Regions from separate parts of the Homo sapiens genome. Here region 1 is linked to region 2. Evidence: read pairs that join two places in POLR2A ChIA-PET (ENCODE). Cell type or tissue: Panc1. All regions are shown on one strand. Links, peaks and the distances in the headings refer to the core of each region. The heading gives the core; the rest is flanking DNA. Region 1 overlaps RASSF3 (Ras association domain family member 3). Region 2 holds the start of LOC107984521 (a long non-coding RNA gene).

The links. Peaks named below come from ENCODE experiments on the same cell type or tissue, not always from the same donor. Only the 100,000 strongest peaks of a DNase experiment are listed, where the experiment ranks them.
Region 1: POLR2A ChIA-PET joins it to region 2 with 10 read pairs; 13 of 35 experiments call an interaction of 5 or more read pairs at or near these places.

What each region holds. Positions count from the first base shown.
Region 1 is chr12:64,676,432-64,684,528 of GRCh38, reverse strand. The region is part of intron 1 of RASSF3 (Ras association domain family member 3); the gene reads right to left. Among named protein-coding and RNA genes, the nearest start is that of MIR548Z, 58 kb to the right of the region's middle. In Panc1, for the core only: no CTCF peak of the experiment used is centred there; a DNase peak (open chromatin) is centred at 4,778; H3K4me3 peaks cover 965 bases; H3K27ac peaks cover 2,344 bases.
Region 2 is chr12:64,582,796-64,590,892 of GRCh38, reverse strand. It overlaps LOC107984521 (a long non-coding RNA gene), which reads left to right and starts at 6,643. Exons shown (of 2, transcript XR_007063348.1): 1 at 6,643-6,855. It also overlaps a transcript of RASSF3 not described here. In Panc1, for the core only: a CTCF peak has its summit at 3,219; no DNase peak of the experiment used is centred there.

The sequences.
Region 1 (8,097 bases), core at 3,300-5,799, 93 kb before region 2:
AACGTGAGAGGCAGAGGTTGTGGTAAGCTGAGATCACGCCATTGCACTCCAGCCTGGGCAACAAGAGCAAAACTCTGTCTCAAAAAAAAAAAACAAACAAACAAACAAACAGATAAGTCAGGATTTTTTAAAAATTCCACACAAGGGCCGGGCACGGTGGTGGAAGCCTGCAATCCCAGGACTTTGAGAGGCCAAGGACGGCAGAGCTTAAGCCCTGGAGATTGTGACCAGGCTGGGCAACATGAGGAAACTCTATCTCTACAAAAAATACAAAAATTAGCTGGGCACAGTGGTGCACACCTGTAGTCGCAGCTAGTTAGGAGGCTGAGGTGGGAGCATCACCTCAGCCCAGAGGTCGAGGCTGTAGTGAGCCATAATTATGCCACTATGCTCTAGCCTGGGTGACAGAGTGCGACCCTGTCTCAAAAAAAAAAAAAAAAAAATTACAACCACACAAGAAGAACCTTATTGTTCTTGCATGTTACCTTGAAACACACACACACACACACACACACTCACTCTCTCTCTCTCTCTCTCTCCTTCTCTCCCTCGCTGCTTCTCTTTCTCTCTTACCTTCAAACTCTCCAGGCTCATCCACCAATTACGGTTCTCATTCTTTCATACTACAGTCTTCCTAGGGGATATATTTTTTAAGAAAACTAATTTGTCAGCAGCTACAAGTAACACTTCATTACCAATATATTCTGCAAAACTGTCATTGCTAAATTTCCCTTCTGCAAAAACATCATTTCCTCAGCATGCCTGCTAGATTGGCCATTTCTATTTTAAACAACATTTAAAGACATTTACCACAAGTTTCTCTTTAGCAACTTGTATTAACTCTGTTGTCTTTATAGCTTTACAATATTTATTGGCAAAAAGTACAGCAGTTAATCAGTATTAACTGGCACTATTCACGGACTCATACTAATCACTGACCTGTAAACTGTACACAACTACCAGAGGATAATTCATCTTCCAAACAAATCCCCAGGCCAAGATACAAGTAGCCAGACTTCTCCTTCCCACCCTTCCAGTCTCACCCACTTCTCTACCTCCCCACACTCTAGAGGGAGAAATATCGGTTAAATCCTCTTCTCACTGTGAAGAATTTACCAATAATTAGCTGTCTAAAGAGTCCCACCAGTGCATGACATTATGCAGTAGCAGACATGATCACAAATGACCAAATGACAGCATTTTGTCACCCTGATGAAGTATACCAGGCACCAAACTTGTATTGCCTTTACTTCTCCCAACAACCTAATCAAGGAGGCATTATTATGCCAGTTTCAGTAAATTAAACTGCTGAAAAAAAATGTGGAAGCAAATGAAAGCCTGCTAATCCTCCCTAACTCCAACCTTTACTGGGAGCTCTAAGTAATTCCACAGGGGTGTTCTCATTTAATCCTCCCAACAATGAGCTAATTAATGCTAATTAGCACCCCTACGTTACAGATAAGGACAGAAGATTTACAGAGGTCAAGCAGTTTGTCCAAGGACAACCCAACTAGTTGAGAGACCAAGTTCCACTTTAATCCAGGTCTTCTAGGGTGCTCCCACTAAATCCAATCAGTCCCCAAAGGTCTGGTGTGGGTAAACATTTAAAAACTTACAGAAAAGCTGCATAATCAGATTCAACACAAAGAGAGGAAGAACAGTTAAAATCCAATGATTTACTCCTGCAAAATAAAGCCTTTGTAAACACGCCTCTTTCTGCCAGACACATCACATCATTCTCACAGCTGGATAGTCTCCAGGCAGGCACTGGTTTCCATCTGCCCACTGGAAGCTAGTGTCGTAAATACAGCAGGAGGGGCTACTACAGAACTTGCGTCAATACCACGTAGAGTAAGAAAAGGCTCTTGATCCATTGAAGCCTCAAGATCTTTGACTTTAGACCCTAAGAGGGGTGTGCTGACTACAAATTATCTCGGTGACTTTTCTTTTTTTTTTTTTTTTGAGACGGAGTCTTGCTCTGTCACCCAGGCTGGAGTGCAGTGGCCGGATCTGGGCTCACTGCAACCTCCGCCTCCTGGGTTCACGCCATTCTCCTGCCTCAGCCTCCCGAGTAGCTGGGACTACAGGCGCCCGCCACCACGCCCGGCTAATTGTATTTTTAGTAGAGACGGGGTTTCACCGTATTAGCCAGGATGGTCTCGATCTCCTGACCTTGTGATCCGCCCGCCTCGGCCTCCCAAAGTGCTGGGATTACAGGCGTGAGCCACCTATCTCGTGGCGCCCGGCCTATCTCCGTGACTTTTCAATGTCAGCACCATCCTGGTGAAGTCTAATGGGTCAGTATATTGGGTAATACTGGATAAATACCAGCACAAGATAATGTGTTCATTCCCTAGCTTCAGGGGTAGGCTTCAAAGTCCCTTGGGAGCATCCTATTTGCCAAGGTAAAACCCCAAAGTAATCTTATTTTTGGTATTAGTGTTTGGTGGGGGAAAAGCTGTGGATTAAAATAAACTTTCAAAAGCTCCAGAGACTACTTCCAAGAAAGTGTTTTGTTTTGTCTGAGACAGGGTCTCACTTTATCACCCAGGCTAGTGTTTAGGGGCGTGATCACGGCTCACTGCAGCCTTGACTTCCTGAGTTCAAACATTCCTCCCACCTCAGTCTCCTGAATAGCTGGGACTACAGACAAGCACCACTGCGCCTAGCTAATTTTTTGTACAGATGACGTCTGGCTATGTTGCCCAGGCTGCTCTCGAACTCCTGGGCTCAAGCAGTCCTCCCACCTTAGTCTCCTAAAGTGCTGAGATTACAGGTATGAGCCACTGCACTGAGCCCCAATGAAGTTTTAAACATGTATCATATCTCTGATTGTCTTGCTCTTACCAATCCACAATTAGCTGGGTACCAGTCATAGCTGAAGAAGAAAATGAGGTAGTCTTGGCTTGTACATTCAGTTTTAACTGTCCAAAGACTCTTCAAAGCATATACTAAAAAGTGTACAATAAGGGACTTAAAATCTCATGGATGTGGGATGGGAAGTTGGCAGGGCAAAGGGGTGTTGCAGAAAGTGCACCACACCTGCAAGACTTGGGCCCCAGTCCTGGGTCTGTCACCAACTAACCCTGTGCCTTGGGCTTAACCTTTCTGAGCCTGTTCCCTCATTCTCTACCAAACAAGGAACTAGAGTCAATCACCTCCTCTAAGGTGCTTCCTGGCCTAGGCTGATCTGATTGCAAAGATGTGGAGGTGCTTTCACAAGTGTGACCAAGGGCAAAAGGGTTCCATGTGAGGAATCACCAAAGGTTCACCATTAAATACACAGGAAATGGCTAAGCACATACACAGCAGCATACATACATCCTAGGGGCTTACTACCACTCACGTGAGAATTCTAAGAATGAGGAGAAGGAAAAGGGGTAATGGGAGTTAAGTAAAGCTGGTTAACCCTAAATTACAGGTTTTGCTCATGCTATGGGACTTAACACCCAGCCTTAGGCCCCTTCGCACAGGCAGACCGAGAAGCTTGAGGAAAATCCAAAGAGTAAGCCAGTCTGGAAAGAGAAATTTTCCCTGGATCATCCACACATAGATAACTGAGACATCCTTACGTAACAATTATCTTTCCTTCTCAGAGATTAAAAACTAAGGAAACTGGCTGGGCGCGGTGGCTCACACCTGTAATCCCAGCACTTTGGGAGGCCGAGGCGGGCGGATCACCTGAGATCAGGAGTTTGAGACCAGCCTGGCCAACATGGTGGCCTTGTCTCTATTAAAAATACAAAAATTAGCTGGGCATGGCGGCAAGCACCTGTAGTCCCAGCTACTTGGGAGGCTGAGGTAGGAGAATCGCTTGAAACCGGGAGGCGGAGATCGCAGTAAGCCGAGATCACGCCATTGCACTCCAGCCTGGGCGACAGAGCGAGACTCTGTCTCAAAAACAAAAACAAAAAAAAACAAAGATCAGCTGGAAAGTATATCCCAGAAAAGCAGGTAAAACCCCAAGGGCCCTGATGCTGTACTTTTTAAGCCAAAAATGTAGCAATCATACACCAAGGCCTCATCATTCAGCAAATATTTGCTGAGCTTCTGCCATGTGCCAGGTACCTGCCTAAGTGTGGGGCAGTCAGGCTCAGCAGCAGACACCACGCCCGTCCTCACGGGGCGTGGTGTCTGCACAAGTGGAGTGGGGAAGGTCAAAGGACAAGCTGCTTCCAAAATGGCCCCCAAGCACTGTTTCTCTGGGTCTCATAGCAAAGAAGATATAAGCTCAGGCCTTGGAACAGAGGACAGTGGTTTCATTTAGCATCAGAGAAAGACCCTTAACTCTAAAAACTTTCCAATTGTTTACCCCTTTAAAAAAGACCCTCCCGTCCCCTCACAGAGTAGAATCCTGCCCCTTCCTCCACATACAATGATTATGAATCAGAACCACAATTTCTAGGAACGCAGCTGTATGCCCAGGAAAAAGGAAGAGAAGAAAACGAAACCCAGGAGGGGCATAGTAGCTCCAACAGGTAAAGGGGTGAGAGCAAGAAAGAAGGGTTAAAAGAAAATGGTGCAGCGGACGTGGAATAGATACAATACCAAGTGTCAACCCTGGTCTTTCATTGTGATGGCAGGAGAGGAAATGGCATGGGGCGCAGCCGTCTGTGGATAATGTGTCAGTTATTGTTCTTGGCAGCCAGTGAGGGCATCATGCCACGCCTGAGAGCGTCTGCTTGGTGAGTTACAAGTCATCTTTTCATAAGTCAGTTTTGTTTTGTATTCCCCAAACCCTCCAGCAGTTTCTCAGAGGAAGAGTTCTTCCACAAAAAAATATTTCATAAATCCTAGACTCTTCCCTCATTGTTTCCAGCCAGCAAGCCCTGGAGAGCTGCTCTCAGGCTCACTTCAGTTCCTGGGTGGGGTTACGTCACTGTTTTTCAGTAGCGAACTTTCTCAGATGGGACACACCCAACCTCACAGGCACCCAGGAGTTCTCGGGTAGCATGACCCAGGCTCTACTCAAGAAGTGCGGCCCAATCCCACAGGCTCACAACTCAGACTTTCTAAGAATATGTCCCAACAAATCTCAGTAAAGGGTCTGAGAATTGTTTATACTCTTTTGGTTAATTTTTCTATAACTGTGAAATTATATCAAAATTAAAAACATAAAAACATAACAAAATGCCCAAATAAACATAGTGCAATTAAGAGTGACTGTTCAGGCTGGGAGCGGTGGCTCACGCCCGTAATCCCAACACTTTGGGAGGCCAAGGTGGGTGGATCACGAGGTCAGGAGTTCGAGACCAACCTGGCCAACATGGTGAAACCCCATCTCTACAAAAAATACAAAAATTAGCTGGGTGTGGTGGCACACCTGTAATCCTAGCTACTCAGCAGGCTGAGGCAGGAGAATCACTTGAACCTGGGAGGCAGAGGTTGCAGTGAGCTGAGATCGTGCCATTGCACTCCAGTCTGGACAACACAGCAACTCTGTCCCCACCCCCGCTTCAAAAAACGAGTGACTGTTCAAAAGAGAGAAGGTGAATGTGGCCCTATCATTTCCTCTACTTTAGCTTAGTGACGGCCTGTGGACTATGATTTAGACATACTTAGGTCTAAAATCACACAGCTCTGCCACATTCTAGCTGCGTGACCAGAGGCAAGTTACTTAACCTCTCTGGGCCTCAGTTTTCTCATTACTGTAAAATGTGCAAAAGAATATCTACACAACTGTTATGAAGATATAATATAAGCCATTATTCAACAACTATTTATTGAGTGCCTATTGGTGCCAAGCACTTAAAGCTGTGAGAGACAGTTGTGGACCCCACCTTTCTGCCTTTGCTTGGCTGACAGCCTAGTTTACCTTACTCCCCACCCCAGCCCCACAAGAGGTTTTTGGGTTTTTGTTTGGTTTTTTTTTTTTTTTTTGGTATTACGGATCTCTTTAAAAAATAAAGACCTTTTACCAAAAACAAACAAACAAACAAAAAAGAGCAAATATTAATAGCACAGATGCTCTGATTGAGTGGGGGACAATATATGCACAGTGCCTGATGCCAGTGGCATGACACTCAGTAAGTGGTACCATCACACTGCCACTAGGAGGTCCCAGAGCTCTCACAGGTGCTCTGACACCTGGTCAGGTGTGGGGTCCAGCCTGTGTCAGCAGAGAAGGGTGAACTTCCCAGGCCAACAGGTGCTTTCTCCAAGTGAGGCTAGATTCTGAAATCATGAATTCCTACTTTTCATCTCATCGTCTCTTTTGGCAATAGGCAGTCACCTGCTGATGACCAACAGACTGCAATACCCAGTGCAATAACAGACAGAACAGGTTCTAGCCTAGGAATTGCATAGAGCAAAACATCAAGCACCTTTCACATGTAAAACATCACATTTATTGGAGCAGTGGGCCCATCCCATGTTGCAAATGGAATTCAAGCCTAGCTCAAACTGAACTGAGTCTAGGTCTTGACTCCTCTAGATGTCTTCTAATAAGGACATCAAATAAAGTACCATGGACCAGACCTTAAGAGAAAAACATTCTCTGGGAGAGACATTTCCACTGAATTCATGGAGGGACTTATAAGCAAACCAAAGCAGGTTTGCAATGAAGCATGGTATGAAGTAAGTGATTTCCATGAGCTACAGAGCAAGCAGTGTGGGGGTTTCAAAGGAAATTTCAAAAGAAAATTTCAGCATGTGAAGTTAGATGCTCCTAAACTAGATTTTAAAGTATGACTAATAGGGAAAAATACTGTTCTCAGAAGTCTTTTAGGTATACAAAGTGGAGACCGCCCTGTGATGAATACAAAGAGAACTGTCACACAGAGCTAAACCTACAAAGCCCTAGGAGGGTCTTCCAGGTGGGGAGCATGTCCTGCTCAACCCTAGTGAAATGTATGAGAAGAGCCACCTGGGACAGTTTTGTATTTACGTTTGATGTCTGTCCAATGTTCTTCACTTTCAGTACCAAAACTTCTAAGATATTAAAGTAAGCAGAGTCACCAAGCATGGTGTCTCACGCCTATAATCCCAGCACTTTGGGAAGCTGAGGCGGAAGGGTCACCTGAGCCCAGGAGTTCAAGGCCAGCCTGGGCAACACAGCACACCCTGTCTCTAAAAAAACAAACAAAAAAATAGAAATAGCTGGGTATGATGGTATGCACCTACAAAAAATTGTTTTAAAATAATAAAGTAGGCAGAGGTATTGAGGGAGCCCAGAACGTTTTCTCAAATAATGATCAGCATTGTTGATATACATCAGGGCTATCCAGCAGTATTTTCTGCAGTGGAGGAAATGTCCTGTGACCGTGCTGTCCATCAGAGCAGCCAGGAGCAACATGTGGCTTCTGAGCCCTGGAAATGAGAACTGAATTTTAAGCTCCATCTAATTACTGTAGTAAACATTGCAAATACAGACTATAATAGACAGAGGTGTAAATGAAGAATGAGGAAGGAAAAACCCCACATAAAACGATGTGAAACAGGATGTTCTAGAGCAATACTCCAGGCCAGGCACAGTGGCTCATTCCTGTAATCCCAGCACTTTAGGAGGCCAAGGCAGGTGGATCCTTCGAGCCCAGGAGTTCAATACCAGCCTGGGCAACACAGGGAGACCTCGTCTCTACTAAAAATAGAAAATTAGCTGGGCATCGTGGTGTGCGCTTGTAGTCACAGCTACTTGGGAGGCTGAGGCAGGAGGATCACTTGAGCCCAGGAGATGGAGGTTACAGTGAGCCAAGATCGTGCCACTGCACTCCAGCCTGGGCAACACAGCAAGACACTGTCTAAAAAAAAAAAAAAAGTGGCCAGGTGCAATGGCTCACGCCTGTAATCCCAGCATTTTGGGAGCCCAAGGTGGATAGATCACCTGCAGTCAGGAGTTTGAGACCAGCGTGGCCAACATGGTGAAACCCCATCTCTATTGAAAATACAAAATTAGCCAGGTGTGGTGACGTGAGCCTGTAATCCTAGCTACTTGTGAGTCTGAGGCAGGAGAATCACTTGAACCCAGGAGGCAGAGGTTGCAGTGAGCCAAAATTGTGCCACTGCACTCAAGCCTGGGCGACAGAGCAAGATTCCATCAAAAAAAAAAAAAAAAAAAAAAAAGCTGGGCACAGTGGCTCACACCTGTAATCTCAGCAC
Region 2 (8,097 bases), core at 2,732-5,231:
CTCACAGCACTTTCTCACCTAGTTATCCCACTGTTACCTAAAGGGTCTGTAATTACTGCCACTTCACAGATGAGAAACTGAGTCTTGGTGAAGTTAAGTGATGGGTCCATGCTCACAGCTGACCTACTACTGAGACCAGGGTTTCCTATCAGCCAACTGGCTATCAGGTACTAGTGGATAGTTGGTAGTCAGCTACCAACTATCATATACAGACCACAGAGGAAGTTAACATCAAGAGATGAGATTAGAATTCATATTTTAGCTTTTACTCCAGCACTCTGGTTAAATAGTAGACATATTAGAGAGATCACCTTTAAACCCTAAATTTCACATGTAATAAATAGTCTAAAACTACTTAAAAATGTTTGCGTGCACATATGTGTGTTGTGTGTATATGTGTTCATCTCTCTCCCTTGTCAACACTACAATAAAATGAAGGGTGTCTCTTCCCCTTTATTTGAAAGTCAGGTTCATGGGCTCATGTCTACAAAGTAAACATGGTAGAACACAGTGGTTATTGAATGTTTTTACTGTTTACTGTCTTGGCCTCATTCCTTCCTATAGAGAAGGATTGAGCTTATAAGTTAATGTTCATTTAATAGTTACAGAACACATTGTTACAGGGCAAGCCTAAGTCTTGAACACCATTTTTTTTTTTTTTGACAGGGTCTTTTGTCACCCAGGCCAGAGTGCAGTGGCTCCATCTCAGCTCATTACAGCCTTGACCTCCCAGGCTCAAGTGATCCTCCTACCTGAACCTCCAGAATAGCTGAGACTACAGGTGCACACCATCATACCTGGCTAATTTAATTTTTTTTTTTTTTTTTGAGATAAGAGTTCTGCCACTTTGCTCATGCTGGTCTCAGACTCTTTTTTTTTTTTTTTTTTCCTGAGACCGAGTCTTGCTCTGTCACCCAGGCTGGAGTACAGGGGCATGATCTTGGCTCACTGCAACCTCCATCTTCTGGGTTCAAGCCATTCTCCTGCCTCAGCATCCCCAGTAGCTGGGGTTACAGGCACGTGCCACCATGCCCAGCTAATTTTAGTATTTTAGTAGAGATGGGGTTTCACCATGTTGGCCAGGCTGGTCTCAAACTCCTGACCTCAAGTGATCCACTCATCTTGGCCTCCCAAAGTGCTAGGATTACAGGCATGAGCTACCACACCCAGCCAGGTCTCAAACTCAAGCTCAAGTGATCTTCCTGCCTTGGCCTCAAAGGTACTGGGATTACAGGTATGAGCCACTGCACTTGGCCAAACACCTTTTCTTTATGGAAAAAAAAAAAGTTGTTGATTTTAAACAGCACAGCTAAGTGCTTTAAAATTATGCTCAAGCTTGTGGAAGCAATACTGGCATGTGGAGGGCTATCTTTAGTCTTTAATTGTGGACTGTCATCTTTAACTATTTGATTATGCTGACATTTTTATCTTATTTTATTTTTTGAGACAGGGTCTCACTCTGTTGCCCAGGCTGGAGTGCAGTGGCACAATCTTGGCTCACTGCAGCCTCCGCCTCTGAATTTCAAGCAGTTCTCCTGCCTCAGCCTCCCCAGTAGCTGGGATTACAGGCATGTGCCACCACACCCGGCTAATTTTTATATTTTTAGTAGAGATGGGGTTTCACCATGTTGGCCAGGCTGGTCTCGAACTCCTGACCTCAAATAATCTACCCGCCTCAGCCTCCCAAAGTGCTGGGATTATAGGCGTGAGCCACTGCGCCTGGCCTATGCTGACATTTTTAATGTGAAAAAGAGAGTTGGCTGCCACATTAAATTCCCAGGTGGCTCTTGTTCTTTGATTTATGTAGCATATTTGGTGTTATTTGAATACTTTGTTTTATTTTTCAAAAGGCAGTGTTTCCTTCAGGTTTTCTTATAATTTGGGTCATGACAGCTTTTGCGAATCAGAAACAAAAAGAAGTCACGTGAAAAATTATAGGAATTAGAAGATATGCATTTTGACTCCGTTAAAAAGATTCAATCACATTAAAAGTTACATAAAGAGGGTCTTTATGTGTTTCTATTATATAGACATTAAAGTCATCTTTAAAAAAAATTCCCACTCAAGTGGATGGAAAAAGTCATCTTACTTAAAACCACGGAGAAATGCTCATTATTTAATATTAAGTCAGAAAGTAGAATATAAAACTAAATATACAGAGTGATTCCAATTTTATTTAAAGATAACTAATGCAAAGAGAAAAGGCCAGATGGAAATATACCATATTGTTTATGAATATAATTTTAGCCTAGTGGGAGTATGTGTTGTTTAAACATTTAAAAAATGCTTTCCTACATTTAATGAATTTTTAATAATAGATATATTTTATTTATTATATACATTTATCATAAGAAAAAAGATATCTTTTTTTTTCCTTTTTGTGCAGAACAAAGTCTTGCTATATTCCCCAGGTGGGTCTGGCTTAAGCTATCCTCCTGCTTCTGCCTCTGTAAATGCTGGGATTACAGGCGTGAGCCACCACGCCCAGCAGAAAAAAAGGTATTTTAAAGGCTTCTATGCCAGTTTTTAATCTGTAATAATGAATATTATTAATAGTGTTTTTGTATAGCCCTCAGCAATTCTGTATCATGCAGAAATGGCCTACAAAATGTACAGTTGACTAGACAATTCAAGAATTCACTTTTCTAATCTTTCATTCATCCCCAGAGCAAAAGGCAAAATGTATTACTCAGGAGGCTGAGGTGGGAGGATCGCTTAAGCCAAGTAGGTGGAGATTGCAATGAGCTGAGATGGTGCCACTGCACTCCAGCCTGGGTGACAGAGACCATGTCTCAAAAAAAAAGGTTGTGGGGGGATGTAAAGAATGATTCCCTATGATATTATTCCTTCTTATTCTCAGTAACCATTTGAGCGAAACTTGGAATAACTCGCTCTTTCCTGATAAACTAATTTAGCACATAAATGTACTTTGGTAAATATAGAAACTTAAAGATGCAGCTGGGGGTGGTGTTCATTTAGTTAATACCATGGAACTACCAAATGGTATAATCTTGGAAAAAATCGTGGGTTGAGATATCATTGTCTGTGTTGCAGTATTTTAAACTAGGACAAAAATAGAAGTCCTACAGTTTCTATTTTCTTCAAACAGTTACTCGCTGGAAGTGGTGGGAATCATAAAAAACAACCAGGACCTTGCATCCTAGTATAGAAGCCACAACTGTGGAAGCTTAACAGCCAGGCAAATGCCCACAAACCACCACCCTCTGCATTGGATGCATATGTCCCTGACCTCGCAAGTGAAAAAGAGAGGAAGACGGCGACACCTCCAGGCTTCAGACTCATTAATCCTGTGAATCGTGACCCACTCTTAAAACCAAGGTCTTTTAAATTAAATGATGTATTTTACATTCCACTTGGAAATACTCTGGCCAGGCAGCATAACAGTCTTGTAGATGAAACAGCCAAATTAGGTTGTTCTCAAACTCTTAGCTTTTTTTCTTAGGGAAAAGAAAAATTTAAGAACCACATACACATGCAACTACTACCACTTCACAAATTAAAAAGTGAGGAGAGGAGGCCGGGCACAGTGGCTCACGCCTGTAATCCCAGCACTTTGGGAGGCTGAGGCAGGTGGATTGCCTGAGGTTGGGAGTTCAAGACCAGCCTGACCAACATGGAGAAACTCTGTCTCTATTTCAAAAATACAAAAATTAGCCGGGCATGGTGGTGCATGCCTGTAATCCCAGCTACTCGGGAGGCTGAGACAGGAGAATCGCTTGAACCCTAGGAGGCGGAGGTTGCAGTGAGCCAAGATCGCACCATTGCACTCCAGCCTGGGCAACAAGAGCGAAACTCCGTCTCAAAAAAAAAAAAAAAAAAAGTGAGGCGAGGAATACGAGGAATATGGAAAATAGATTTTAAAGAACATATCAACTTGGAGATAGAGCATTTGACTTATGAGCTGAGTAGTTTGGGGTAAATTATTTTACTTTTCTTTTTTCTTTTTTTTGAGATGGAGTTTTGCTCTGTTGCCCAAGCTGGAGTGCAGTGCCATGATCTCCGCTTACTGCAACCTCCACCTCCCGTGTTCAAGCGATTCTCCTGCCTCAGCCTCCCAAGTAGCTGAGATTACAGGCACATGCCACCACATCCAGCTAAATTTTGTATTTTTAGTAGGGAAGGGGTTTCACCATGTTGGCCAGGCTGGTCTTGTACTCCTGACCTCAAGTGATCTGCCTGCCTCGGCCTCCCAAAGTGCTGGGATTACAGGCGTGAGCCATAATGCCTGGCCTATTTTACTTTTCTTGATCTTACTTTTCTCATCTGCAAAATGAGGATAATAATAATAATACTTGTAATATAAATCAGTGACTATCTCTGGAGAATGAATTTATGGGGGATTTTTACTTTTTAGTCTTTTTTTTTTTTTTTTTTTTTTTTCTGAGAAGGAGTCTTGCTCTGTTGCTTGGGCTGGAGTGCAGTGGCACAATCTCAGTTCACTGCAACCTCTGCCTCCCAGGTTTAAGTGATTCTCGTGTGTCAACCTCCTGAGTAGGTGGGACTACGGGTGCATACCACCATGCCCAGCTAATTTTTTTTTTTTTTTTTGACACAGAGTCTCACACTGTCGCCCAGGCTGGAGTGCAGAGGTGCAATCTCGGCTCACTGCCGCCTCCGCCTCCTGGGTTCAAGCAATTCTCCTGCCTCAGCCTCTCAAGTAGCTGGGATTACAGGCGCCCGCCACCATGCCCAGCTAATTTTTGTATTTTTAGTGAGACAGGGTTTCGCCATGTTGGCCAGGCTGGTCTCAAACTCCTGACTTCAGGTGATCCACCCACCTCCCCCTCCCAAAGTGCTGGGATTACAGGCGTGAGCCACCGTGCCTGGCCCACCTCGCATGGTCTCCTTTCTAGTTTTTTAAGAGAATGAAAATGCTTAGTTCAGGAGATTCTAAAGAGAACCAAGGGACACTATGAATGTAAATGTTTTTGTAGAGACTCTCTACTATAACAATTGTTAAAGACTTGGCCAGGTGCACCGGCTCATGCCTATAATCCCAGTACTTTGGGAGGCTGAGGCAGGAGGATCGCTTGAGCCCAGGAGTTTGACACCAGCCTGGACAACGTGGTGAGACCTTGTCTCTACAAAAAAATTAAACAATTAACCAGGCTTGCTGGCACATGCCTATAGTCCCAGCAACTTGGGAAGCTGAGGTAGGAGGATTGTGTGAGCCTGGGAGATCAAGGCTGGAATGAGCCGTGATTATGCCACTGCACTGCAGCCTGGGTGACAGAACAAGACCCTGTCTCAAAAAAAAAAAAAAAAAAAAAGGACTTGCCTAGCAAAATGCAGTAACAGTGTAGATGAACCAGTGGGGAAAGAAACTTCTCATTTTCCCCCCTCTTCACTCATTGGCATCTGAGTTAGGAGCTATTGTGTCAAATCATAGTGCTGAAAACAATGTACTATATTCCCAAAGTTCTCTCCCTAGCCTGGTGCCCAGTCAGGGAGAGAAATCTTTATGGTCTTGGATTTTTCAATGATTGCCCAAGAAATCCCCTTTGGTGACCCTAGGTCGTCAGCCTCCCTCCTGCTGGAGAGTCTCAGTTCCAAGAATCCTTCTGGGCCAGGCGTGGTGGCTAGATCATGAGGGCCTTCTAAGGCTTGGTAAAGCATGTGGATTTTATTTTAGGGAAGTAGGGATTTTAACATCAGATGTAATCTGGTTCACATTTAAGAAAATATTCTGGCCGGGTGCGGTGGCTCATGCCTGTAATCCCAGCACTCTGGGAGGCCGAGGCAGGCAGATCATGAGGTCAAGAGATTGAGACCATCCTGGCCAACATGGTGAAACCCTGTCTCTACTAAAAATACAAATATTAGCTGGGCATGGTGGCATGCGCCTGTAGTCCCAGCTACTCAGGAGGCTGAGGCAGGAGAATCGCTTGAACCTGGGAGGTGGATGTTGCAGTGAGCCAAGATCATGCCACGGCACTCCAGCTTGGTGACAGAGCAAAAAACTCTGTCTCAAAAAAAAAAAAAAAAAAAAAAAGAATCCTTCTGTGCTTTTCCAGGGTGATCCTGAGAACAACATTGAACAGGTATAATGTGAGTTGCTGCACTTCAGCCAACCAAACCTCCCTCTCCCCCGAAATTTGCTAAGGGTTGGATGCTTCCCATCAGAAATCTATTCTCTGTGAGGCCTCTCCCTAACCACTCCTCACCTCCACCTCCCAAGGGTGACCGTTATGTCTTTCTTAGACACTTTGGCTGAATGTATTTGTTTGCGTGCATTTCCTTTGGAATTCATAGGAAAGGACACAGTCATGAAGATGTAGGATATCTGAAGGGAGAGAAAGGAGATCAGAAATAGAGTAGTTCAGAAATAGAGCACTGACTTTCTTTAGCTTTTTTTTTTTTTTTTTTTTCTTAGCCTGGACCTCTTTTGTAGAAGGCAGCAAGACCTTTAAGGGTATAAAAAGTGGATGAGAGAGACAAAGAGGGAGGTATGGAAAACAAGGGTGATAGGAGATCTCCAGGACAAACTACCTCATTGTTTTGCCTGACTCTGGCTCCAGAAATGAAAGGTCCCTCTTCCCCTCTGGGCAAAAGAAAGAATCAGCATAATTAAATGTTCAAGGTTTGTTAGATGTTAGGTGCCTGCATTTCAGCTGAGGAAGGAGCTGTTCCATAAAGTGGAGATTTCTCTGTTGAGAACTGCCCTGCAGAAATCAAGCTGGCATCAAAGCCTGGTCTTTTTAATTCTGTTTCTTTCTGAGTTTTGCTGCAGCTCATAAGTTATAATCAGAGGAAGGAAACGCCTGAGAGATCTGAAGGTTTTAATTGTTGTTGAGTGCAGATGGTTTGGATTACCGCACAGGAATGGAGCTCAAGGTCAGTGTCTGTAATCAGCTGCCTGAATGTATGATTTTAGCTGGACGGCACCATTTCTGGGTAAGAGCTGTGCAGCTACATTTAAGCAGCATTAGTGCCTGGAACACTGGCTGACAGATTAAAATGTACGTTTATCAGAAATTGATAGCACAGATAAACCGAACATATTTGTCACATAAAATAAGATCTTGTCAGTGAACTTTAAAAGAAAACAGGAAGTGGACGTGATTGGAGGACAAGAAGTCAAGCAAATTCCACCACCAAGATCCTTGGTTTCTTTTAGTTGAATACAGTAAGGATTGTTAGGGTGGAGGAGTTGGATGGAAACCGAGGCAGAGAGGTTGCAATGTGTGCCTGGTGCCAGCAAAAATCATGTGGATGACTGAAACGCTGGTGTTTTGTTTTGTTTTGTTTTTGAGACGGAGTCTCACTCTGTCATCCAGGCTGGAGTGCAATGGCGCAATCTTGGCTCACTATAACCTCTGCCTCCCGGGTTCAAGCAATTCTCCTGCCTTAGCCTCCCAAGTAGCTGGAACTACAGGCGCACGCTACCATGCCTGGCTAATTTTTGTATTTTTAGTAGAGATGAAGTTTTACCATGTTGGCCAGGCTGGTCTCCAACTCCTGATTTCAGGTGATCCACCCCCATTGGCCTCCCAAAGTGCTGGGATTACAGGCGTGAGCCACTGACTTTGCTTTTGTATGAAACACAAATCTGATTTCCCCTGTGTGACATGGAACACTTGAGCTTTTCACCCCATTAACAGTGAGTAAAAAGGGAGATTCTTTTTAATTTCAGAAACAGCCTAAACAAAGCAGCTGCATTAACTGCCTCAGAGGGTAGAGATCATTTTGTTCCTATTCTGGAACACAGACTCAATACTTTGTGTCATGTGAAGGGTCCTCAGGTACCTCCCATTGCCTTGAGTAGAAAGTGGGGCGGAGGTGGGGTAGAGGAGATCTCTCCAGGGGAGAGAACTGCTTGTCTTGCAAGAGAACAAAAGGTACAGGGCTCTCTTTGAAATATGCACTTCCAGGTCCAGGGTTTATGCTGCTATGCACAAAGATTGATCAAGTACTTCAAAATGAGTAAGTAGTGTCTCGAAGATCTTTCTACACTTCCAGCCTGCTCATGTGAGAAATGAGAAAATAAATGGACATACACGCTGGCCAAAAGTGTGGGAAAATCAATAGTAGTGCCAAATCAGAAGGCTAGCTCAACCTTCAGTGTCTTTCTTGAAG